Linked DNA regions of Mus musculus: all the other regions are linked to region 1. A link is a loop called in an ENCODE intact Hi-C map of the cell type or tissue named here. Cell type or tissue: left cerebral cortex. All regions are shown on one strand. Links, peaks and the distances in the headings refer to the core of each region. The heading gives the core; the rest is flanking DNA. Region 1 has its middle 62 kb from the start of Atp6v1g3. Region 2 overlaps Gm5833 (predicted gene 5833). Region 3 has its middle 19 kb from the start of Lhx9.

Region 1 (8,210 bases), core at 1,036-6,035:
TACTCTCTGTTTTATTGTGAGTTGGTGGACAAATGCTATGAATGGATTCATAATGCACACATGTTACTTTATTATCTATCTGTTTCTGATCATGGCATTTTTTGCCAACTGGGAAAAGAAGCACCACTTACATTGAACATTCTTCTGGGATGACTGAATGGTGAGAACGTCAATGATTATGAAGAGGTTGGAATGTTGCAGATCCAGAGCCAAACTCTCTCGAGCTATCACTGCCCTTTAAATAGTCATTTATTACTCAACATCCTTGTGAGTTTGAAGTAAATCCGTTTAGATGGTATGAATAGGCCCCTACATTGCACCATCCCAGACACTAAGAATGGTATCAGACAGAGGCTGACCCCTACAGCAGAGACTTTTCCACTCCGGCAAAAACTGCTACCTGATATGCCCAGCGATATATTTGATTTGATTTATGACTTTATTTATTTCTTTAATCTGATACTATCAAATCTTGAAGAGATTATTACCTCGCAGAGACACAGTATTTGGAGTGAAACAAATTTGTGTTCTAGGGAAATGGTCACTTATATTTGGCTCCAAAATAGATTATTATGTATTCCCCTCAAGGTGAGAACTGTGGCTCTTCTGTGACATACCTTAGAATTTGATTGTAACTGGTATTCTGTTTTTGCATCATTTTATTGTCTGTATATTAATTGCTACAACCAATCTCCTGTGTTTCAACACTAAGTGTCCTATTTATAAAATTCAATCTAAAAGCTCATGGTGGCTTCTTACCAGGTACAATTTCTGTAACAAGGTCTATTTATAAGACGATGACTCTTACCACATCAAGGCCTGTGGAGGACTCCCAGCCGTTCCCCTCTAACCAGGACCCCATGGCAGAACTTTTCCCTCACACTAGTGCTATAGGAGCGACTGCAGTGTTTTTAATGTTTTCAATTATATTTTTATTTCTTCTAATAATCTTTGATGACATGAGATCAAGCATTTTAACTCATTCCCCAAGAACTATTTCTAACCACTGTAAGTGTTCTTTAGAAAGCCATTTCTTAAAAGTAGGTGTTTACTTTCTGAGCTAATTACAATCCCAATTAGGGGTTTTAGCTTTCTTCTTTGATACTTCAGTACAACCATCTATGATAGACTCTCCTGATCTCAAGCAGCTTGTAGCATGTGTGTGTGTGTGTGTGTGTGTGTGTGTGTGTGTGTGTGTGTGTGTGTGTATGCTACAAGCTGCTTGAGAGTATAGAAGCCCAAGAGGGGTAGAATGTGAGATGTAGGCCTGGTTCAACACACATACACATGCAAATGCACATGTGCAGTACACACATGCGTGCACACACATGCACATACCATCATCATCATCACCATCAATCATTTATTTACCTAAAAAATTAAAATTGTTCATCCTAGCCCAAAACAAACAAAAAATGTCAGAATTATTTTATTCATCAAATTCTACATAAAGACACTGTGTGTCAGACTGTCTCCCTTTCTGGTTCTTACTGACTTCTGTGCATTTCTTTAACTGAGTTCTTTATACTTATCAACCCAAGCCTTATAGTGGAGATTCTTCGTTTCAAGGGCTCTTAATTATAGTAAATCATTCAGTCTTTTGTCCAAACTGCTGTGTGTCCACCCACTACTTTAAAATCTGGCCAGTTTATATCTGTTGTTTTGTAAACATGTTTACATGTGTGACTGTGTGAGAGTCTCACTGATATGCCATCAATCTGATGTTAACATGTAGTTATCTAACTGGAACATGAACATTTCCATGTTGGCTACCAAAGGCATTCAGTTTTTGATGGGCCATTAATTTTATCATGGTCTCATATTTCAAAGCATACTATATATGATCCATATGATAATTAATCCATTAACACACTTAGAACTTTAAATTAAAATTAGTTCTCCTAACACCTAAAGATTTCAGCCATCCACATCCAGACTGCTACACTGTGAAGCCCCTTGGAAGGTGCTATGAAGATTTTAAAGCTGATCTCTAAACCAAGGCAATTTGCTATCCAGACCCATCACCAGGGATGAAAAACTCAGTAACAGCCCAAAGTTAGTCATTTAAAAAGTCACTCAAGAGTGCTTGCGATCACCACTGACTGCATTGCACACCTCCCTAAGGTGTCGTGGGATTTCAGATGAAAAATGTTAGGTAGACTCTGGGTAGTACTGGAAGGCAGCCTCCCCCACATCCCTGGATTTATAAAGCCAATCCAGCAACAGCTATTAAATCTTTGTCCTGCCCTGGAAAAGAGTTTGTGTATTTTTTTCTTTGCCCTCTCCCTGCATTGTATGCCAACATGCCTCCGTATAATGGCAGTCAAGCCTATGCTCTCAAAAAGAGGGCTCAGACACACTTCTCAGGTTTTTCTGACCACACAATGGATTCCACCACCTGCCTGAGTTAGCAGCTAACTATTCTTCAAATGTCTGAATTTCTTGCATATGTCACTGTGAAGAATGCAAACGTGTCACTCTGACATGATCTGTGGATCCCCTGGAAGCCTACACACTAACCATGTCCCCAGCACTCATTTGGCTCTGTTGTCAAGGGGGGCTGGGGAGTTGAATGGTCTGAGTCTGCATTAGCCTTATTCCTCCTGCTGAGAACCCAATGGCAGCATTCATTATCACAATTGTAACTGAATATGTTTCAACTCTAGAGTAACTCTATACCAAAAGAAAGATAGCAATATTACTATGACATGAAAGATGAATCCTTTTAAAGAATCTTTAGGGTAGTAGTTGCACTAAAATAAAATTTTATTACGTTTATAACACTTGATTTAGAAATAAAACTTACTTTTTCTCTGGGAAACACCATTACAACATAAAATATTACAATTACTATTTGAAGATATACTTTTACATTCCTTTGCATTATGTTTAATTTATAAACAAATGCATATGTGTGCATGTATTATGTGTGTGTTTATATTTCCCATGTCAGTGTATAAAGGACATAATCCAAAGCTAACTGTAGACCTAATAATATTATGGTAGATGCTGGGGGAAAAAATCGCAGCATATCAGCAGCAGAAAGAAGCTGGTATCCCAGATGTCCAAATAGCAGAGACCTGTGAACATTATTCAGTTAGCCCTCAGAGGTCAGAGAAACTCATATAGGCAGAATCTTATAAGGTTTTGCCTTTTTGCAGCAGAATGCATTTAGCTAGACTGAGTTTATAACATAATGTGCTAAGGATGTGTGCTTCTCCACACAGACAGAAAGCATTTCTTAGGAAACGTTAAATCACACCCAGCCCAGAGAAAGCTGAGAACCTGGGGATGTGTGGGCATAACTCCAGTGTGGGTTTCTATGACACACACACACACACACACACACACACACACACACACACACACACACACGGTGGCTGCTCTCTGACTCAGCTCCTTGATTTGGAATATAAATAATTGCTAAGTGGAATTGAACAATTTTTTGAGACACTTCCTAGCCCTGCAAGAATAGAATTTCCAGCAGTTGGTCAGGTGTGTGTTGGGGGGGGGGCGGTCATTTTGTTTTTGTTCTATTGACTCATTGAAAAAAAATAGCTGGACTTTTAAACAGCCAGTGACTCCTTATTCAGTGAAAACAGTAGCCGCTGCAGCCTCTACCCACACCCAAAGTGGCACTGGCAGAGGCAGGTTTATTGGGGGTTTGATTTGTTTTGAGGATATAGTTTTCTTGGGGGGGGTGTTTTACTTCCTATTTGCAAATGTTTCATGCCTGATTGCAAATCCAGAACATAACATTTTCAAATTTGAGTAACTATTATCCTCCTGGATACAGCGTCTTCAGGAAAGAGCACAATGCAACAATTAGCATAGTCTCCCCAGAGTGGCAACACAACAGGGAGAGCTACAGGCCTAGCACAGTGAATTCTTGAGGAATATTCAAGTTCTTTGGTTCTTAAACCGATAAGTACTAAATAAATGTGGATGGGGTGAAAACTTTACAGTATGGATGAGGTATAGAACACTTGCCTCACATATGTGGAGCCCTGGGTTCAGTTTCTAGAACTTAAAATAAAGTTATAAAATAACAACCATTTTCAAGAACTAAATGCAGTCTCCTCTTAGTTTAGTAAGGTTTTTCTTTCTTGGAGTTCAATTAATATCACACCTATTATTTAAAGATGTATGTGACTGTATATATGCATATATATACATATACACACATATACAGATACAGAAACATATGCATATACATTACACATATATGTGTGTACTATACATATACATACACATACACATACACATACACATACACATACACATACACATACACATACACATACACATACACATACACATACACATACACATACACATATACATATACATGTATTTTCAATTTTCCTTGTCTATGCAGTTGATCCTAAATTTTTTTAATATCATGAAAGTGAAGTTATATAAAGAAATGTATCAAATTAAACAGCGATGTTGTCCACCACAAAAAAAAAATGCTCATTTGTCAGAAATGACTGAGAAGCAAAGACACAATGCACTGACAGCATTTGAACTACATGGTTTATTGATGGGGTCTCCTTCTGCTTTAATCACCAAAAACAATCTTTTTATGTTGGCTTTTTTCTTGTAAGATTTATCGATTCTAAAACATCCCAGAAAATGTTTTTTTCCCCTGAATCTTTCAATCTTGCAAATAAATCTCATTTTCAATGATCTTTGGGAGTGTATTCTCAAGGCTCTGTTCATATGGAGGCCAGAGGTCAGCACTGAGTATCTTCCTCAATTGCTTCACCACCTCGGGGTTTTTTTTTTTTTCCAATTTTTGAGATTGTAACTTAATTATGGAATTTCTCTTGTTCCTTTCCTCCCTCAACACCCCCCACATACCCCTTCTCACTCTCCTTCAAATTTCACAGCCTCTCTCTTCATTAATTGTTATTAATTATGTATATTTGTATTTTTATATATGCATATATGTGTATATACATCCCTAAATATTCATACATATTTGTATGTACATATACATTCCTAAATATAAACAATTGAGTCCACATAATCTTACTTGTATGTATGTTTTCAGGGCTGGCCTCTCAGCATTGGACAAACAATTGGCGTGCTCTTCCCATGGATGCCCTGTTGTAAAGGGGCACTAGAATTAATTTTCCCAGGAAGAACAAGGCTCACCAAACCCCCTCTCCTGCTCTCAGCTTTCCTCAATTGCCCATAGTTTTTAGTTTTCTCAATGCCCCATGACATTTAGTAGCCAGCCCTCAGGGTCATCCTGCTAACACTTCCCCATGGAATTATAGGTGTACTTCTCCATATCTGGGATTAAGGTGCATTCCTCCATATCTGGCCTTTTAGGTGGATGCTAGCGATGGGAACTTGGGACCAGCACTATATTACCTGAGCAATTTATTTTGATAGCATTATTTCCACATTCAGACCGGTTTTGGATTCCAAATTATGTTTCTCAAATATGGATTTAACTCCCAGTCATTTGATCCAGGGAACGGTAGCTGTGAAATAGTCGCATTTTCCTTTCCCTTGGATGCCTGAGGTTGCCCCATGACATTCACTAGCCGTTCAGATTTCCTGAGGATGTTCCACGGCAAAGGTGACACTAGAATTGGCTTTTCTCAGGTGCTCACCAGAAAAGTGAGCAACGTGTTTGGAAAACCAGGGTCCTGGTGATAGAAGCAACCAAAAGCAGAGGCTATACAAGAAAACACACACACACACACACACACACACACACAATTGAGTTGCAAAAGGTTCCATATGTGTGAAATTAATTCAATGTTTTTTTTAGAAATAACACTACCCAATGTTTTTATTGAAATGTCTATTACATTAACTGCATTTTCCCTCATAAGGTGGTTTATATTTCATACTAAGGGAATGAATTTAGAGCCATACCAGCCTGGGTTTGGGACTTGACATTGCCAATTACAAGCTATGCAACTCAGAACATGGTTCTTCAAATCTCTCAATTTCAGTTTCTGTTTTAAAGCAATCATAACAACAACGTTTTAGATTGAAGAAGACCAGGGCAGGAACTTCAGCTCAAGAGTAGAAGACTTGCTCAGCAGATAGGATGCCCTGCTTTGATCCCTAGCATAGAAACCATAGATACAACTCAGTAAGACTATTGGCATGATGTTCTTAGCACAGGTCAGAACCTTCTTAAGTACCTAGTTAACTGACAACTACATTCAGATATCTATGCCGGTTACTTTAGAAAGATCTTTCTGTTAGAAGACTTGCTACTAACAGCTCACAGTGCATACATTCTGCAGTTTGTTGTTGTTAAACGAATCCTTACCCACTGGGGTCTTCACTGAGTTAAAATCGGATAATCTGTAAGTGAACTGGAACATTGAAACACTGAAAACATTCATTTCAAAGAAATACGTTTACCCGGAGTCATTCAGTCTTGTATTATACACTTTGCCACTGACTTCCCAAGAGCAATTGCACAAGTTGCTACTGGGTTGGCCCAATGCTTCTAAAAAACATTCATCACAATTATCTTTCAATGTATATACAGGGCTGTCTCTGCCCTTTAGTGGTTCCTGGGTATAGTTGGCTTATTTGCTAAGGGATCATTGGGTAGTAACTGCTATAAAATATTCCCTTACAAATCAATCAGAAAAAAAAGACATAGTCTCTGTTACAGACCTTTGGCTGCAAGCACCCACAGTTCAAGGTCTTAATTTTCAAGCAACTTAAAGTGTTTAGCATGAGGTATCTTTCTACAGCATGAGTTTGGCTTCGAGGACACTCTTTTAGCCTAATGTATAGAATAAATTACTTACCTAGTAGCAGCATTTAAGAGTAACTTCCCTCTGTATCTTCCACCTTTATTGCTAGCTCTCCATCTTCATATAGACATTGCTTCTCAATAAGAATATGATAATATTAAATATTTTGATCATTCTCATTTGTTTGAATTATATAGAAAATATATTTGTTTAAATTAGGAGATTCAGGAAAGTCTAGGGTCTATCCTTTATCACTTTCAAGTGCCCTCAATATTTCTTCTGAGGAATTTTATAAAGCACTACAAATTCTCTTCTGACTCCTAGTACTCAAATGAAAGAGTCTTATTTAAGCATTCTCATTTAAAATGATTGCTTTGAACTTTATATGCCCCAGTACAAGGAAATGCCAGGGCCAAAAAGTGGGAGTGGGTGGGTAGAGGAATGGGGGGGAGGGTATGGGGGACTTTTGGGATAGCATTGGAAATGTGAATGAGGAAAATAGCTAATTTTAAAAAATTAAAAAATTAAAAAATTAAAAAAATAAAATGATTGCTTTGTTTTAATATATCCATGTCAATATTAATGTGATATACTTCTATTTTAAAAAACAATCTAAACTAACCTGTAAATTTAAGATACTTCTTTCATTGAATACAAATGCATTCCAAGTGTAAGACAGTCAGTCTGCCCATTTACACAGGAGTGAGACTGTATTCAATATTTCCTAGAGTTTTAAGAAATACAGTGTTAATTGTTAAGAGGTAAAGGGGAGTAGCTTCGTTGGTAAAGCATTTGCCATTCAAGCCTAATGACCTGAGGTCTATCTTTAGAAGCTATGTTATAAAAATAAAAAATCAGAAGCAGAAAAACAAATAATTGGGCATGGCAGCATTCACTTGTAATCCTGGCTCTGAGGTGGTAGAAATGAGCTTGCTGGCCAAATAACTTGGATTGTTAGGTGAGTTGTGGACCCTTAATCATCAGGGAAATGCAAATCAAAACAACCCGGAGATTCCACCTCACACCAGTCAGAATGGCTAAGATCAAAAATTCAGGTGACAGCAGATGCTGGCGTGGATGTGGAGAAAGAGGAACACTCCTCCATTGTTGGTGGGATTGCAGGCTTGTACAACCACTCTGGAAATCAGTCTGGCAGTCCCTCAGAAAATAGGACATAGTACTACCGGAGGATCCAGCAATACCTCTCCTGGGCATGTATCCAGAAGATGCCCCAACTGGTAAGAAGGACACATGCTCCACTATGTTCATAGCAGCCTTATTTATAATAGCCAGAAGCTGGAAAGAACCCAGATGCCCCTCAACAGAGGAATGGATACAGAAAATGTGGTACATCTACACAATGGAGTACTACTCAGCTATTAAAAAGAATGAATTTATGAAATTCCTAGCCAAATGGATGGACCTGGAGGGCATCATCCTGAGTGAGGTAACACATTCACAAAGGAACTC
Region 2 (8,210 bases), core at 1,116-6,115, 300 kb after region 1:
TAAGGTGGTGAGAAAAACAAACAAACAAACAAACAAACAAACAAAAACTAAGTCCCATACAACAAAATTCCTTCTGGTCAACACAATAGGCTTTCTGGCCAGGATGAAACCTTCACATTCCAATTATAACAGACCACGCATGTGGTCAAGAAACTACTGTTAATAAGTCAACCTTAAACCACACTTCAGCCATCATTTATCATAGCAATAACTTATTACATTAGAAACTTCAAACAGTGAAACATTCTGGCCAAGACTGAAAAAAACAAAGTATATAATAAAAAGGCTGGAATTATGGAGAAATTTTTCCAATGAAAAGTAGTGTAGTTTTTCTCCTTTTCTATTAAAGTTGGTTAGATGAGCAAACACTCCTATTTCCTGAGCTCTTACCTTCCTCTTTATGATAATTAGCCAGTCTCATGAGCTTGTGAATTTGAGGTCCCACCAATGGGATGAGACAGTTGTCTCCTACATTAGGGACTGAAAAAAACCCAGGAGCTATTCTGGCCTAGTTTGCTTGCTATACTGGTTTAGATATCAGAACACACTTCGTTTAAAAAAGTATTGCCTTACTGAAGATTATGAAAAAATAATAAAACATAGAAAAGAAATATATAGGAAATATGGGGCACTGTGAAATGGTCAAACTTTCTAATTTTGGCCACAGATGAGGGAGAAGATTCCCAAGCACAGACCACATCTAGGTTGTTAACTTGAAGAGTCATAGACCATCTACCAAAACCTCCCAAACCAGGCATGAGGAGGCTTCTTTTTATTATCTGGTCAGGGTTGTCCAAGAGACTCTCAAAGCATGATGGACTGTTGCTATTGCCCTTGGTTGACCCCTAAAAGTGGAATGTAAGTCCTTATTATTGAAAACACCATGCAATTAACACACAGGGCCCAGAGGCTCCTGATCTGGAATTGACCTGAATGCCCCCTCCCTGAGACATAGCTTTTTATGGTACCACATGTCTCCATGCAAACGTCTGAAGATGGGAAGCAACCAACAGTCCTATGCAGCTGTGATGCCTATGAACTACATCAGTGACCAGCATGGCACAAGCAACCATAAGGATGGTGGTAGTGATAACTATTGTTAGTGACAACAACTGACAGTGGTATACTTGGACTTTAGATCTGTTCAACAAGAGCAAAACCATGCCTGGTGCTGAAAACAGCCAACTACCCAGAGCTAATGATCTGATGAATCTTGGAGGAGAACCTATAACTGCCACTTTATTAAACCAGCACAATTCCTAACTTCATTTTAAATATTTGACTTTATACGCCACAGAGAAGTATAGTCCTTACCACTCCTTAAAGCAACTTCTCTTTTGCAAAAGACATAGGCTACTGTAGGAACCCACAATTATTTAAACTTAAGAGTTGTGGAGCCCAGTCTCAGCTGGTACTTCTACAGTACAATTCTTGCACCTAAGACTCAGGAATCACTGAGGAAGAAGGGAAGGAAGGATTGCAACAGCCAGAGGAGTAGGAAGTAGGCTGTGAGATTATAAATCCTAGGAAGCTACCTAAAATCTCAGCAACATGAATGCCTGAGCATGAGATGAACAAGAACAACAACAGGCACGCCATAGTGCATGGCCTCAACTTTACAAAGAGAACTATGAGCAACTACGGAGGCTGAAAGTGGGGGAGAAAGTTTTCTCCAGAGAAGAGCACACCACCTGGTCATCTGGTACCAACTGCTCGGTCAGCCCTGAAAACATACATTTTTGTAACATTTTCCAGACCTATTAGGTTGTACTTGTGTATTTAAGAAAATATAGTACTATATATATAGCAACAATTAACAAAAAAAAAAAAAAAAGCCCTTGAAGAGCTATAGGAATGGGTTGGAGAGAGAAACAGGAAAGGGGAAATGATATAATTGTTTATAATCTCAAAAAGTAAAAAAAAATTTTAAAAAGCTAAAAAAAAAAGGAAAGACTTGACTTGCTGAACTTAAAAAGAAGTCTTGTTTTTTTTTTCAAATTAGGCACACACACACACACACTACACACACTACACACAGAATTACACTTTTTCGCATTGTTGAGTTGTTCTATATTGTTTAACTCATAGATATACAAAGAAGTTACTACTCAACAGGGAAATGCTAGTTACAGCACATTGAAATATTACCTGACATTAGAATAAATTATTTCTAAAATCTAAAAGATGAAATCCCACAAGTGTTGGTGAGGAACTGTTGAAAAGGGCATCCGTGCATACTATTGTCAGGAATGCAAATTAATGCAGTCTATTTGGAAAATAAGTTTCAAGGGAAAGGAGGAGGAGGAGGGGGAGGGGGAGGAGGAGGGGAGGAAGAGGGGAAGGAGGAGGGGGAGGAGAAGGAGGGGAGGAGGAGGGGGGAGAAGGGAGAGGAGGAGAGGAGGAGGAGGAGGAGGAGGAGGAGGAGGAGGAGGAGGAGAGGAGGAGGAAAGTAGATAACTCTTGCCTTTACTTTTCCTGCTAGTCTTTTTCCAGACACGTACTTTCCTGCCTCCATCTGATATTTATGCAAAGGAACCACTGATGCAATTTTGGAGTCTTTTAGATAGATAACCTGAATGTGTACCTCAACAGCCACACCTGACAGAGCCATTGTTTTTCCAATTCTCTATTGGAAAATCCTCAGAGGGGAGAATGATGGGAACAGGGGTTAGAAACCACTGTCAGCTCAGGGCAGGGACCCCAGAAGCAGCAATCCTAGAAACACCCTTGTTTCTCAGGCAGAAGTGAACCCTGGTCTCTTATTTCCCCCTTACTGAGCACATCTGTCTAAAGGCTATAAGTGAGGGAGGAACTAGAATTCCATTCAGTCCAGTGACAGATGCCTTCCAATGGAACTAGATTTCTAAATTTGATGAAAATGGGATGTTACACACACACACACATATGGATATATATATATATGGTTATATGTATATGTATGTATATATATATTACAATTTCAGCCCATCTCATAAATTATTTGAGAGTTACTTCTCCAAGATGGGAAATGACATGATAGAAGAAGACCATTTAGGGAAAAATAGCTCTTTCTGGTCAAAAGAATAGAATCTTTGGTCAGGGTTGGACATTCCAGTCAGGCTGGGACAATGGCCTGAATAATGGACCAGCCCTCATGAAGGCTGGAGTACTCTAGAAGGTAGGGTCACTTAAACCATGCTAAGGAGATGGGCAGAATAATTATCCCTTCAATGAGATGTAATGTTCCTTTGTTTCCCAGAATCCCTGATTCTCAACTAAGTAGCTTAAAGGGCCAGAGGCATACAACTTTACAAGTCAGTGCATTTGTCTGGATTACCCAGAAAAGTGTAAAATTTTTCCTTTTCTTTTTTCTATCTCTGTTCTAACACTTTTTCTAACACTTTGGGTTTCCTTGCTTCTCTAAAGCAGGGATCTCCACCATGAACTTGCCTGCCACCATGTGGCTGACCTTCATGTCAGCTTGACTCAAACAACACAGCTTGTCTTCCCTCTCCATACTCCTCCAGGCAGGAGCCAAGACACACAGCTTACCTGTCTGAAGTTTTCTGAGAAACTCTCACAAAATTGTCCTTGAGCTTTGGGGAGTGGGGGGGTAAAAACAACTACCTAACATATGACCCAGCAACACCAAATCTAGGTCAATTTCCAACACCATCAGATAGCCAGCCAAAAGGTTATTTGCTTCCTCTTGTTCATGCAACATTACTGACAGCAGACAACATGTGAGAATAACCTAAGTGCCCATCTGAAGTAGAAACTTCTAGTTTCTTTGGAAAGTTAGTTATGTCAAGTGTTGTTTTGTTGGGGCACAGGTGAAAGGATGTCTTGCTAAAGCAAAACACATGAAAGGCTGTTTTCCTGAATAAGACACAGGTGACAGGATGTTTGGATATAGCAAACATGTGAAAGGTCGCTTGATGAAGGAGTGAGTATAAATAGGACCCCACAGACAGTGGGAGACAAGCACTGAGCATTGGTTTGGTCTGCTTTGCTTTGCTATTATTGGCTAAACACACACATGTATCGGTTCGCCTTACATAGTGTTGTTGATTTCAACCTATGGTAATTGCTACTATTAAGAGAAGCTTGCCCAAGAACTGCCCTCAAGTTTCCTGCAGCAGTTTGCTGCCTCTGAGGTCTCACCTAGGCCTGTGGATGAGCCTGGAGATTTCTTCAGGATTGAACTACAGCTGCTGGATTCTGCCTGGTGTCTTGTCTGCTTGCTGGAAGGACTGGACTGCAGCCTCTGAGTTGTATAAGGTGTTTGCTACAGGACAGAACTGCTCCCAAAGAAGACCCAGCTCAGCCCCAAAGAACGATTGCTGAGCAGGTCCACCTCCCCCATCTGCTGATAACTTTTCTCTTCCACCACCTCTGCTGGGTGGTGGGCTAGAAGAGAGGTTGGACCCTTATTAAAAGTAGGTTACAAACAATTTATGTCTACACTCATCTACAAAGAAATGAAGAAAACATGGTGTATGCACTGGGCAGGGTATTATCTTCCTTAAAAGGAAAGGAGTTCTGACCTTTGAAACAATGTGGATAAAGCTGGAGGACACTATGTTAATGGGCATACACCAGAGATTTATGCCATTTAGCTTGTGGAATTTAGGTAAAGTCACAAATGAAAAAAAAATTCAAGGTATATTATAAGAGACTGAAGAGAAAGATGTTGGTCAAAGGTTACAAAGTTTCATTAGAGAAATAAATTCTGCAGATCTATTATACAGCATGTTAACTATCATTAATAACAATGCATTATATATTGAAAAATGCTAAAAATACAACTATGCAAAGTGGTAATATGCTCATTGTTCTGGTTGACCATTCCGCAATAAAGACATGTATAAAAATACCATGTTTATGTCATTACACTCATAATTATTGTTTATGAACTTTAAAGCACTTGGTTGTTTAGATCTAATTACTTGATAGGCTGAACTAAGAGATGAAGTTCTCACTTTCTTGTTATAGATTTCTGAAGGTTTCTACTTAGAATTACTAAGATGCTAAACACATGATCCACTGAAAAAGTCAAGGCCCTTCTGCTATGCTGGCTGTAGCCAATCTTCTTGGAGCTCCTCTGGGAACTGATGTTCTAAACCATCTGAGACTTTAGATACTTGAATTTGTTTTATCCTGATTTAAATCTGTTTATCCAATAAACAGTTATTAAATACTCACTGCATGTTACAAAGTTTCAGACACACACACACACACACACACACACACACACACACACAGATGAAAAGTATGTTTTATATTTCCCTACACAGATACACTTTGTACAAAGTGGACTGGTTTTCTCTGATATCTACCTTCTTTGTAACATGCTTACAAATGCTCTTTCCCAAATAGACATGAACACGGACACTTTAACATTTTCTACTTCTAAAGTTTTGCAGATTTAGCAACAATTCAAGAAAACTTCCTGTGTGTAGTACACCATTTGAAGCTGCCAGCTCAATGGCTTTAGACAGAGTATCAAGTTTTAGTAATTCTTTTTATTGAGCTATTTACATCCCAATCACAGCTTTTCAACCCGCTCCTCCCAATCCCTTCTCTCACCTCACTTGCTGGCCATCCACCCCTCCTCTGCTTCTCCTGAGAAAAGGGGAGGCATCTCCTGGACATCAACCGGACTTGGCCTATCAAGTTGCAGTCAGACTAGGTACATATTCTTCTATTAAGGCTAGACAAGTGAGAGGGAAGGGATCCAAAAGCAGGCAATGTAGTCAGAGACAGCCCCTGCTTCCGCGTTAGGAGTCCCACATGAAGACCCAGCTGCACACGTCCTACATGTGTTCAGAGGGCCTAGGTCTGTCCCGGGCATGCTCTCTGATGGGTAGTTCAGTCTCTATGAGCCCCTGTTAGCCCAGGTTAGTTGATTTTGTAGATTTTCTTGTGATGTCCTTGATTCCTCTGGCTCCTTCAATCCATCCTCTGATGACAGTTGTGTTAGGCTCCTGTCCTATATAGCAGAATAGCATTAATATTTTCAGGGGTGGGTTCCCTCTCATGGCATAGGTCTCAAATTGAGCAAGGCATTGGTTAGCCCTTCCCTCAAATTCTGCTCCGTCTTTTACCCCTACACATCTTGCAGAGAGGACAAATTGTGGCTTTAAGGTCTTATGGCTGGGTAGGAGACTTTAGAGAACATTAACAACCAAGAAACAAAACAAAAACTTCATCCACCAGCTCTGGTCATCATGTAATTAGATCTAAACAACTTAGTATTTGAATTTTAAATTCAGAAGTAATATATACTGTGTATATACTGAAATAAGTGTGGTGTATAATACATCCATACATTGTGGAGAACAGATCAGACTAGTTAGTGTTTCTATCACACTGCAAACCTATTTTAGCAAATTTGAATGGGGGAAGGAAGGCTCACCAACAGAACCACTCTCCTTCAAGACAGTTCGACAGTTCATATTTTAGACAAGCCCATTAACCAAGAAACAAGGAAGTCCACCTTAAATTTCAGAATCAGCTTTCACACCCTAAGTAAACCCAGGCGGGAAAGGCCTGGCAGGAATTTCCTCTTGTTTTCTTTCTTTCAGTGAGTCAACGAGCACCTCTGCAAACTAACAAAAAGCAAATACAAGAAAAGTCTAAGGTAATTATTGAGAAAATCATTTCATATGTTACCCCACAGCCAGAGATAATATAGTACAGTCAGTGCATGCCAAAGGCAGGCTGAATCATTTGGGGCCTTTAAATACGTCAAAGTTCCTAGCTAGAAGTTCTGCATCACCCTTGGTATTTTGTGATTTGTTTTTCAATGAGACAGATTTGGAGTTAGAGGAAAACAAAAATATTCTCTTTTGACTTTTTTATCACTATTTTTAAGCTAGACATTGGCTTCTCAAAAATAAATAAATAAAAATGGCAAGAAAAGGAAGGAGAGGGACGGGGAGCAGACAAGAGAAGCAGACGGAATGGCAGAGGTGGGAACTCCAGATCACAGTCAGGGAGAAAGCCGAACTTGATTTACAGCTGTACAAGACGCCAATCCATGAGGCACACATGACTGTCTTGTGTGCCTCCCAAAGAAGTGAAATGCCTAGAACAGAAAGCATTCCGAGAGCTCATTGTCTTCAGAGTCCTTACATTCATTTCAGTAAGAACACTTTAAATAGTAAGGTTTGCACTATACAATTGAGGAAGAAACAGTTAAATGAAGTTCTTAAAACTTATAAGGGTCATGCTAACGTAATTATTAACCTTTAACGGTCGCTTAAAAAGAAAAATTATCTTTTTCTAGGAAACTGGCTGTTCTTATATACCTTTAATAAAACTTGAAGCCGAAGTCATAATTTCCGAGTCTAGAAGCCACCTGTGCTTTAAGTCCTGCTTTTTGTGTCCTTGTAAACTCTGTATTTGACTGACACCTTGAAACCCAGGCAGGATTTTCTTTTGATATTTTCTAGAGTTGCAGTTAGTCAAAATGGTTCAAGGTGCAAATGCTAGTTTAGTTCTTAGCAAAAATGGCTATGATATATTTTGCTTTTAACTAACGTAGGTCTCTTTGCTCTAAGTTCATCCATCCAAATGACAGCATAATGGGGCCAGGGAAGGGGATGGTGGTCCCACTTGCTCCCCTGTGGCAGGAAGCAATACAGTTCATTAACTAGGAAGACAACACATCTTCAAGAATGTTCCACCAGTCAGTTAGCTGGCGTTAACCATTGTCACTGAGCCATGGATTATAACCAGGTCAGAGAAATAGTTTACAACTCATCGGAGAGTAATGTGAGCAGCATGCTTCAGCATGGCAGAGCATAAATAGAGTAAGTGCACGTTTATTGCCAAAATGGCATTCTGCATCACAGATTAGATAAGCTGGCAAACTTCAAACAAAGCAACTGAGATCTATTCCTCAAAGTATTTCTAGATTCATAACCAATAAATTCTGGAGCCATAAATCAAGTTTCAGTTACACATGAGAACATTAAGGTGTTTATGGTGTAATGTTCAGAACATATTCTTCCATAGCCATAAATGTCATATACTCTATGCTAGCCCAAATTTTTCTCTCATTTACAATAAAATAGGCAGGATAATTAAGTGGATTATCTATAGTCCTACATATAGCAGTTATAAAATTACTAAACTATGGGAAACTATAACACAAGTAGCATTGGGCAGAGAAGTGTAAAACAAAGGCTTTTGAAGATATGGTAGAGTTGGTTGGCTATGCAGGC
Region 3 (8,210 bases), core at 1,111-6,110, 490 kb after region 1:
ATCCCCTTTCCTGGTTTCCCCTCTGAAATCCCCTACCCTCTACCCTCTCCCCCTGCTCACCAACCCACCTACACCTGCTTCCTTGCACTGGCCTTCCCCTACACTGGGGCATAGAACCTTTGCAGGACCAAGGGCCTCTCCTCCCATTGATGTCCAACTAGGACATCCTCTGCTACATATGCAGCTAGAGTGTTTCTTAAATTAGATTCCCTCGTATCAGATGAACATGGTTTGTGTAAAGTTTACCAAAAAGAAAAAGAGGTGAGGAGTCAGTTCATATCCAGACTATACACAGAACTCAACACTTACCAAAAAGAAAAAAGAAAAAAGAATCCAATTAAAAATTGGAAAATAATTTGAATAGACACGTCTCAAAATGGCTAATAAATATATTTAAATAACCAGTATCATTAGCTATCTCGGAAACACAAATTAAAACTCTATCCTGAGACCATCTTAACTCAGTTAGAATGACTATTACCAAAAATAAATAAATGACAACTGTTGGCCAGTATTTGGATAAAAATGAATTCTTATACATTATTGGTAGACATGCAAATCAGGACAGCTTTTTATGGAGAAATATGGAATTAAAAAAAATAAGATTAGAACTACATATGGTCCAGCTTTTCCACTCCTGAGTAAGGATCGGACCCAAGAGAACACAGTGTGAGTGCGGTGGGCAGGTAGGGGCTTGCACCAGAAAGAACCTCAGTGGGAGAGGCAGGACTCGAACCCAGGTCTGTCTATACACAGTTCACAACTCCTTTTCATGGAGTCGGCCACAGAGGGATGGAAGCAGAGATACCCTGGCCCTCCACTACTCGTTCTCCACCTTCTTCACAGAGGCAACCTCAACACCTGGGGCCCCTCCTACGAGGTCCGTCTGTGGCCCCAAACTTCCCTGAAGCACTGGGCTTTAACTTTATAATTCAAGCTGCCCTTGTATGTTATTGTATTGTGTATTCACCTTTGTTGTGACATGACGTAATCGTTCACTGTCTATTGGCTTATGCAATTTTGGTTTTGCTGAGGTTCAGAAAGCTTTCCTGATCTTCCAAATAACAGAAAGAGATGATCCTGTGCTGTAGAAAGGCTCACAATCTCCTGGATTACATACTACTACATCATGAAAGAAGGTATCCAACCACCACTAATATGTAAATATTACCAATTAGAAGTCTCTAGCTAATGGTTGTGCTTTCAGGATAAGTCAGAAAACAGGAATCTGGAGCAGCATGGTATCTGAATAAACCATACAGCTTCATAACAAGAATGCCTTCCTGTAACCAGGAGAAAGCTCAGCCCCAGAGAGTAGTAAGAGGGTGAGAGGGGTGCACCCTGCGTGGCTCCAGGAATCCGTCTAACTTGGACATTGAGGGCATAAACAGATGAAAAGCACATGGACACAGAGAAAAGCTAGAAGAATTAGGTGGCCGAGGACTTCTCTGATGGAGTAGCAACAGCATCCCAGAATCCCAGTGTGTTTACACAGTTGAGCAGGGAAGGAGGCATGGTTTTTACACACAGCTGAACAAGGAGGCGAGGACATCCATACAGAGGAACAGGGAGGTGGTGTTATTATATACAGCTGTCATTGTGTACAGCAGGAAGCAGGTTTAGCTAATCTAGGTAGGAGTAGTCTCCAAAGGGGAGCAGGCTTCAGGCTGCAAACATCCAGAGGGAGAAAGCTGTGGAGATCATTGTCTGCACACAAAGTCAACGTTCCCACTCAGGCCCAATGACAGCCTTCCCATCATCCTTCTGAGTCTCACCTTGAGAAGGGTTTGTCACTCTCATAGGGCCAAGGCTTATGATATGACTGCTGATATCAAACAATATGCAGCTGTTCAAGACTCTGGTTGCTCCCTACAAAGAGGAATGGACAAACACAGGTAGAATGTGACCTAGGTCAAAGATCAAAAGTCAATAAGATCTGGTAAGTGGGTGACAAGAAATGGTTTTTTAAAAGAATGGGAGAAAAGGAGAATGTTATGGAGAAATGCTTGTCTTCAGAAATGCTGTTCACGGAAATGAAAAAGCCCAGACATTTTCTGAAGAGAAAACAGGAGTTGAATTTCACCTCCGCTGCCCTTCCAGCAATAGCAGAGATGGAAATGTCCCAAGAAATATATTTGGAGTCATTACTGAAAAGTTGAACCTTTAGGAAAGAATGTGGTTTTCAGGGATGCTCCTAGCTGTGACTGGTGGGCTGGCTCTGAGTCAGCAGAGCTGCAGGGGGAAATAGCAGGTACAAAGCCTTTGGGAAAGAACTTCTCAAGAGAAGCGAGTCCTGGGGGTAAAGAGATCTGGCTCCCGAGATGATGTAAATAAAGATAGGGAAGATGCTGTGAAAGAGGAAAGGTTTCAAGAAGGTACTTTTCGTAGTGCAATAGGAAAAGAAACTCAAAGCAGAAAGCAAAGAATTTAAGAGGAAATGGTGGTAATTGATGTTAACACATCAACTAAAGGTGGTGGAAAATTCTATGATGTATTAATCGTAATCTCTCCAAATGGAATTCAATCTTCAGCAACACTTTAGAGCAACGAAGAGGAGGTTCGTGTATTAGCCATATTGCTTCACTAACAATGAAAGAAGACTATCTGGAGGGACTAAACAAAAACTTTTGGCAACAAAAGTTCCTTCTGGTTTCCCCAAAGAAAACTCTTACTAAGCCTAGACTTGTGGTTCAGCAGTACACAGTACAGTAGCCCTTGGCTAATGTACCTGAGGACCTGGGTTCAATGCCTGGCACAAAACAAAACAGATTATAATGGCATGTAAACTAGAAACAACACACATCTGTCTTTGTAATTTCTCTTTCAAGAAAAAAGAGATGGAGCAGAGCTGCAGCTCCATTGGTGTGTGGTTGCATAGCATGGGCAAACCCTGGGTTAATCTTCAGTGCTACATAAATAAAACCTGCAACAGGGATGTAAGCCTGTAATTCCAGCACCCTGGGAGCAAAGGTAGAAGGATCAAGGCAATCCTCAACTATATTTCAATTTAGAGGCCAGCCTGGGATACCTGAGACCTTGTCTCAGAAAGAAAGAAAAAGGTCAGGGAGGAAAGGAGAGAGGGAGGAAAAGAAGGATGGGAGGGAGGGAGGGAGGGAGGGAGGGAGGGAGGGAGGGAGGAAGAAATTTGAACCAATCTAGTAAGGCGCCTTCTAGCAAAGAGAATGATTCTCTGAGTTTATCCATATCTGAGAAATAAATAAATAAATAAATAAATAAATAAAGTCAAATCCAGTCCAACCACACTGACTCCATGCTGGCTGGGTTGGCCTGAAGAAAGACATTTAAGCACCCTCTGCAGGTATCACTACAGAGAACAAATGTATGATGGAGAGATGGGGAAAATGAAGTACACATACAGTGGAGATATGGAAGAGAAAGTGAAACCAAGTGGTTTGTACACTATGCTGAAAGGTGGAACTGGAGATTCAGCGCCAGTGAGGAACAGGCTGAAATGCGGGGCCTGCACAACCTGAGACCACAGTGGTGTCTGTGGTCTGTGCTGCCATCAAGGCCCACGTCTATGTCCAGCTGGGCTTCTGCTGATGCCTGTGGTCTGAGTTACCACCAAAAGCCAAGCCATTTGTCCATGGTCTGGGCTGCCCTGTGGATATCTGAGGGCTGTGCTGTTGTCCGGGGACATGCTGATCTGAGTGGCCTGTACTGCCATCAGAGACCATGGGGACACCCAGGCCATGCTGCTGGGAGCCATGTCTGGGTTCATGATCCTATGATAGCTGGAGTCTGTGTTGATGTCCCAGACCTGTGTTACCACCAAAAGAACATAGAGATATCCGTGGTCTGGACAAGCACTCATCAACCACCACGATCAGGAGAGCTGACCCCGCCCCTTGTCTGTCTGCCCTGAGTTGATGTGGGCAAGAGAGAGATACCCTTCCTGCTACCTGCAGAGCAGCCAGGTGAGCTGGCCCCAAGCTCATGAAAAGTGAAAGGACTGGCCCCACCCCTCACCAGTTGCAGCACTGGTGAATGGTCACTGCACCTGGGCGGCACTGTAGAACTGGCCAACCATGAGAGCAGGAGAGCTAACCCTGCCCCTTTGCCAGCTGCAGCATTGGGTGGGCCAGCTGGGCCAGTGCTGGAGAGCTCACCCTGTAGCTACTTCCAGGCCCAGATCTAGGGCTTTGAGTTGGCCCACCCCTACATCTACCACCATCTGCTGGAGTTCATGAAAGGGCCAGTCCTACAGATCCAAAGCTGCAGAATCTCCATGACACAGGGTAACAACAAGATGTCTGAGAGGAGTCCCAGTGAGGGTCCAATAGTGTAGCAGAAGCCAGAGGCCTGGAAATAGATCAATGCATTTGCAAATAAAGATGTGTGAAGCATAGAGTATACTGTTACTGTGTAGCACACTGTGACACACTACAGCTTCCACAAGATTTGTTTTTATTGTATATTATTTTATTTTCCTTTGTGGGGAGAGGCTGTAATGGTGAATGAAGGGCAGATATGAAGGGACAGGGAGATAAGCTGGAGTGGGGTGCATGATGTGAAATTTGTAGAGAGTCAAGAAAGTTGTTGTTTTTTTTAGATTTATTTATTTATTATATGTAAGTACACTGTAGCTTCAGACACTCCAGAAGAGGGAGTCAGATCTCCTTATGGATAGGTGTGAGCCACCATGTGGTTGCTGGGATTTGAACTCCGGACCTTCGGAAGAGCAGTCGGGTGCTCTTACCCACTGAGCCATCTCACCAGCCCAAGAAAGTTGTTTTTTTTTTTTAAAAAAAAAAGTAAGATCCATAGTAAGAGTTTGGTTGGTGATATATTCCAGTATAAAATAGTCAAGAAAAAAACCCTATCATTGTTCATTTTAAGTGGCTAATAATCCATTGTGTGATAGGGATTCACACTAGGAGAGCTGCATATGTGTGAACTGCTTCTTTGTTGGCCTCAGGGTCCAGCTCTCTTGCATAGTATGCACATTTACCATGCCTTAGTGAATAAGCAAGTCAATAAATTTAATAATGTTTCCATTTAATCATGAACTCATTGAATTCTAAACACTTTAAATATCATTAATGCTAATTTTGAATCAAAATATTCTATTGGCAATGTTGATAGAACTTTTATTTCTGCTGCCCTCCATAATAGAAAAAGTCAATTAAAGCCATTCCTTCCAAAAAATATCATTCCTTTTGTTGCTTACATTGAAATGCATACATTGGTCAAATTGAATATAGTAGCATACTATCACTTGAATATAATAGTTCAAGACAGCAATTCCAATAAAAAGAAATGTTATAGCCAAGCTGAAGGAAGGAAGTAACCTATACGGGACCAGAAAATTACTGTCGTCAGATGTGTACAGGAACACGACCACAAACTACTTAATGAAAAGTAGGCTTGTCAGTGTACCTGAATCAAGTAATTGCCATTATGTACCTGTTTGTTTTGCATTTAATTAATAACTGGTTTTAAAAGGCGTTAGAAAGAAAATATTCAACACATACAGATGCACACAACAGGTTAATACTGTAGAATTTAAGAGAAAAAAATGAATATATAATAACCAGAACCATCAGAAATATATCCATATCTTCGTCATTGCAGTTTCCAAATGTGCATACAGAAAGATAAGGCAATTCTGTGATCATGTTTTATAGAGTAAGCTATCCCAGTTCTTGGTATAAAGGAATGCATACCATCATTTACTTATTTACTTCATAACATTTTTGCAGCTCTTTAAGCACTGTCTACAGTCTCTAGTTCACACAGGTAAAATGTTATGAATATTACATTTGCAATAATTTCCCACCATTTTTCTTTTAAGAAACTATTCTTGCTGGCTGAATTCAAACAACTGCTTGAAATCCTGAAATACCTGGGTGCTTATTCATTTTACAGAATTAAAGTCTACTGTGTAACAAATCTAACTAGAAGTGATAGACTTCAAGTCAAACCACTGAATGTCAAAGTCAAAGCTGACAGCTCTTCTTAGGTTTTGCTACTTTGGAAAAGGAAAAGGAGAAAAATAATAATGATAAAGTAAATGCAATCTCACCTTTGAATTTCTTTATTTTTGTCTAAACAACTTAAATATCCTCAAGGTTAATGGTTTCTCATTTTATGTAACAGTATAAAAATGTATTCATACATGACATGAAATAACAGAGGCCAGAGTATCTTATTTGTAGCAAATTTTATTTCAAATAACCATAAAAGGTATCCAGGTACTCTTCAGAGTAATTTCTGAGATCATGCATGGTGTAAACAGAAAAGTCCAAAGGAAAGAAACACTCCTGATGGTTCCAACAAGTGAGCTGAAGGGACACAGAAACAGACACCAGAACTTTCTACCCAGAGCTGATGCCTGCATCTTTATCCTTGTCTCTTTCTTGACATTTCAGCACAAGATAAAATGTAATATGGAGAAACAAAAATCAACAGTCTAAGAGAAGAGAAACTTGCCAATGGGATACATGTTTGGGGTGGTTTTGTTACTGTTCACAGAGAAATGTATCGAGCAGGAGGGTGCTGTCTGGTTGAAACATCTATTTTGCAACACAGTTAACAAGGAAATGAATCCTGGCAATTGTATCCCTGCTTACATTCTATTCAGGGATTTCCTTGAGCATCATGCACAGTTCTGAACTTGTCCTTTTTGCTATGAAATTCAGCAAAATAAAATGGGAATGTTCCCAGAAGGCATTAAAAAGAATATTTTAACTTGGGATTTTATTTTTAAGATAAGGGAAATCATATTAATTTGAGAAATATTACAAAGACAAAAAAAGCATGACAAAAAAAAAAAAAAACACCTAAAAATCAAGAGCAAAAGCTAAAGAGATTCAGTTCCAATTTTTTGACATCGCCTGTAAAGCAAGGAATTGTACATCAGACTTTTGGAGTTTTAGTGTTACTTTCCTTCCAGGCTTCAGAATCGACCTCCCATTAGAAATCGAAAACAGATTCACCCACAGGTCAATACAGACCTTCCCTATATGCACGGTGTCCAAGAAAATGCAACATTACTTCTTTAATCTAGACTAAGCCCCAGTGTTCTTACTGTCCCCTGATGTCTAGTGACCATACAGGATAAAAGACCTTGGATCTCCGTGACAGTTCATAATCGTCCTACAAGCAAAGCTACCGTGCTAGAAAAACAGTTGAAAATGAAATAAGAAAACTCTATCCAAAACTTTATATTCGTATAACAACAGCATTATCTTTTGTATTTCCTTAAAGGCCTACAATGATAGAAGGCTGTGGTTTTGTCCCAGCACTTCCCGCTTCCAATGCTTCACACCCCAGTGTTCTCTGTAAGCATACTGCTCTGGAAAATGATGCTACCTTATGTGTGGCTAATAAAAGAGGCTTTCACTCTGAAAACTGTACAGCAAAGTCCACTGGGGTTTGGCTAAGTAAAGCTATTGACTTTTTAGGTAATGAAAATCACCAAGGCTTTAAGACTTGAGTGCTTTGGTTTCTCTGTTACGAAGTTTTGCCCTATTTGAAGTATCAAAAGCCTACCTACTATGTAAGTCAATATTACAGTGATATTCAACCAAAGTTCACAGATACTGTCGGTAAGAGTTTGTGTGCCTAGGATCAATTTGCCAGAAGTTAGACTTGTCTAGGCATTGGGGAGGTAGAAGCTATAAAATCCGGTGCCCTGCACCCATCTAAAACGTCCTCAGTCTTTCATGCCAAACAATAAATTTGCAGTTGCCCAGACTGAAGACTGCTGTACATGATAGAAAAGTGCGTTGGGCCTTCCAAGTCTGTTTCACGTGCTTTTTCCTCTTCCCTAGCACATAATTAGTGTTCTTTTCCTCTCCTTTAAAAAAAAAAAAAGTGCCTGTTTCAAATTTGTATTATTTTTTTCAGATGTCTAATTTCAGCTACGTTTTTTCTCTCTCTCTGGTCTCTTCCCGCACTTCACATACCAGACAAATAGTTAAAAGTCTGCAAAACCAGGCAAACTTCCAAAATATTTCAAAATGAAACCACCCTCTAGGTGACAGATCAGGAAAAGAAGGCAGAGCTTCCAGAACCACGATTTCAACACTGACTGAAAATGTATTGGAAAAATCCATTCAGGTTGTTAGTGCCGTGGGAGAGAGTCCGATGAGGCATGAGCACCCAAGGGACTGACAAAAACCAACATGTTCCATAATCACTCAAAGTAGTCCACTTGTCATGGTGCGTTCTGGGAGACTGTTAGG

The links. Hi-C counts contacts between places; a loop is a spot of excess contacts. Peaks named below come from ENCODE experiments on the same cell type or tissue, not always from the same donor. Only the 100,000 strongest peaks of a DNase experiment are listed, where the experiment ranks them.
Region 2: a loop joins it to region 1, with 2.7 times the contacts of the local background. A loop is called at or near these places in 20 of 42 quality-filtered maps.
Region 3: a loop joins it to region 1, with 4 times the contacts of the local background. A loop is called at or near these places in 15 of 42 quality-filtered maps.

The regions. Positions count from the first base shown.
Region 1 is chr1:138,331,608-138,339,817 of GRCm38, forward strand. No RefSeq gene overlaps it. Among named protein-coding and RNA genes, the nearest start is that of Atp6v1g3, 62 kb to the left of the region's middle. In left cerebral cortex, for the core only: no CTCF peak of the experiment used is centred there; a DNase peak (open chromatin) is centred at 3,299.
Region 2 is chr1:138,634,610-138,642,819 of GRCm38, forward strand. Gm5833 (predicted gene 5833) reads right to left here. Exons shown (of 5, transcript NR_040304.1): 5 at 5,486-5,971. Among named protein-coding and RNA genes, the nearest start is that of Nek7, 19 kb to the left of the region's middle. In left cerebral cortex, for the core only: a CTCF peak has its summit at 3,447 (motif pointing left); no DNase peak of the experiment used is centred there.
Region 3 is chr1:138,819,019-138,827,228 of GRCm38, forward strand. It overlaps a transcript of Lhx9 not described here. Among named protein-coding and RNA genes, the nearest start is that of Lhx9, 19 kb to the right of the region's middle. In left cerebral cortex, for the core only: no CTCF peak of the experiment used is centred there; no DNase peak of the experiment used is centred there.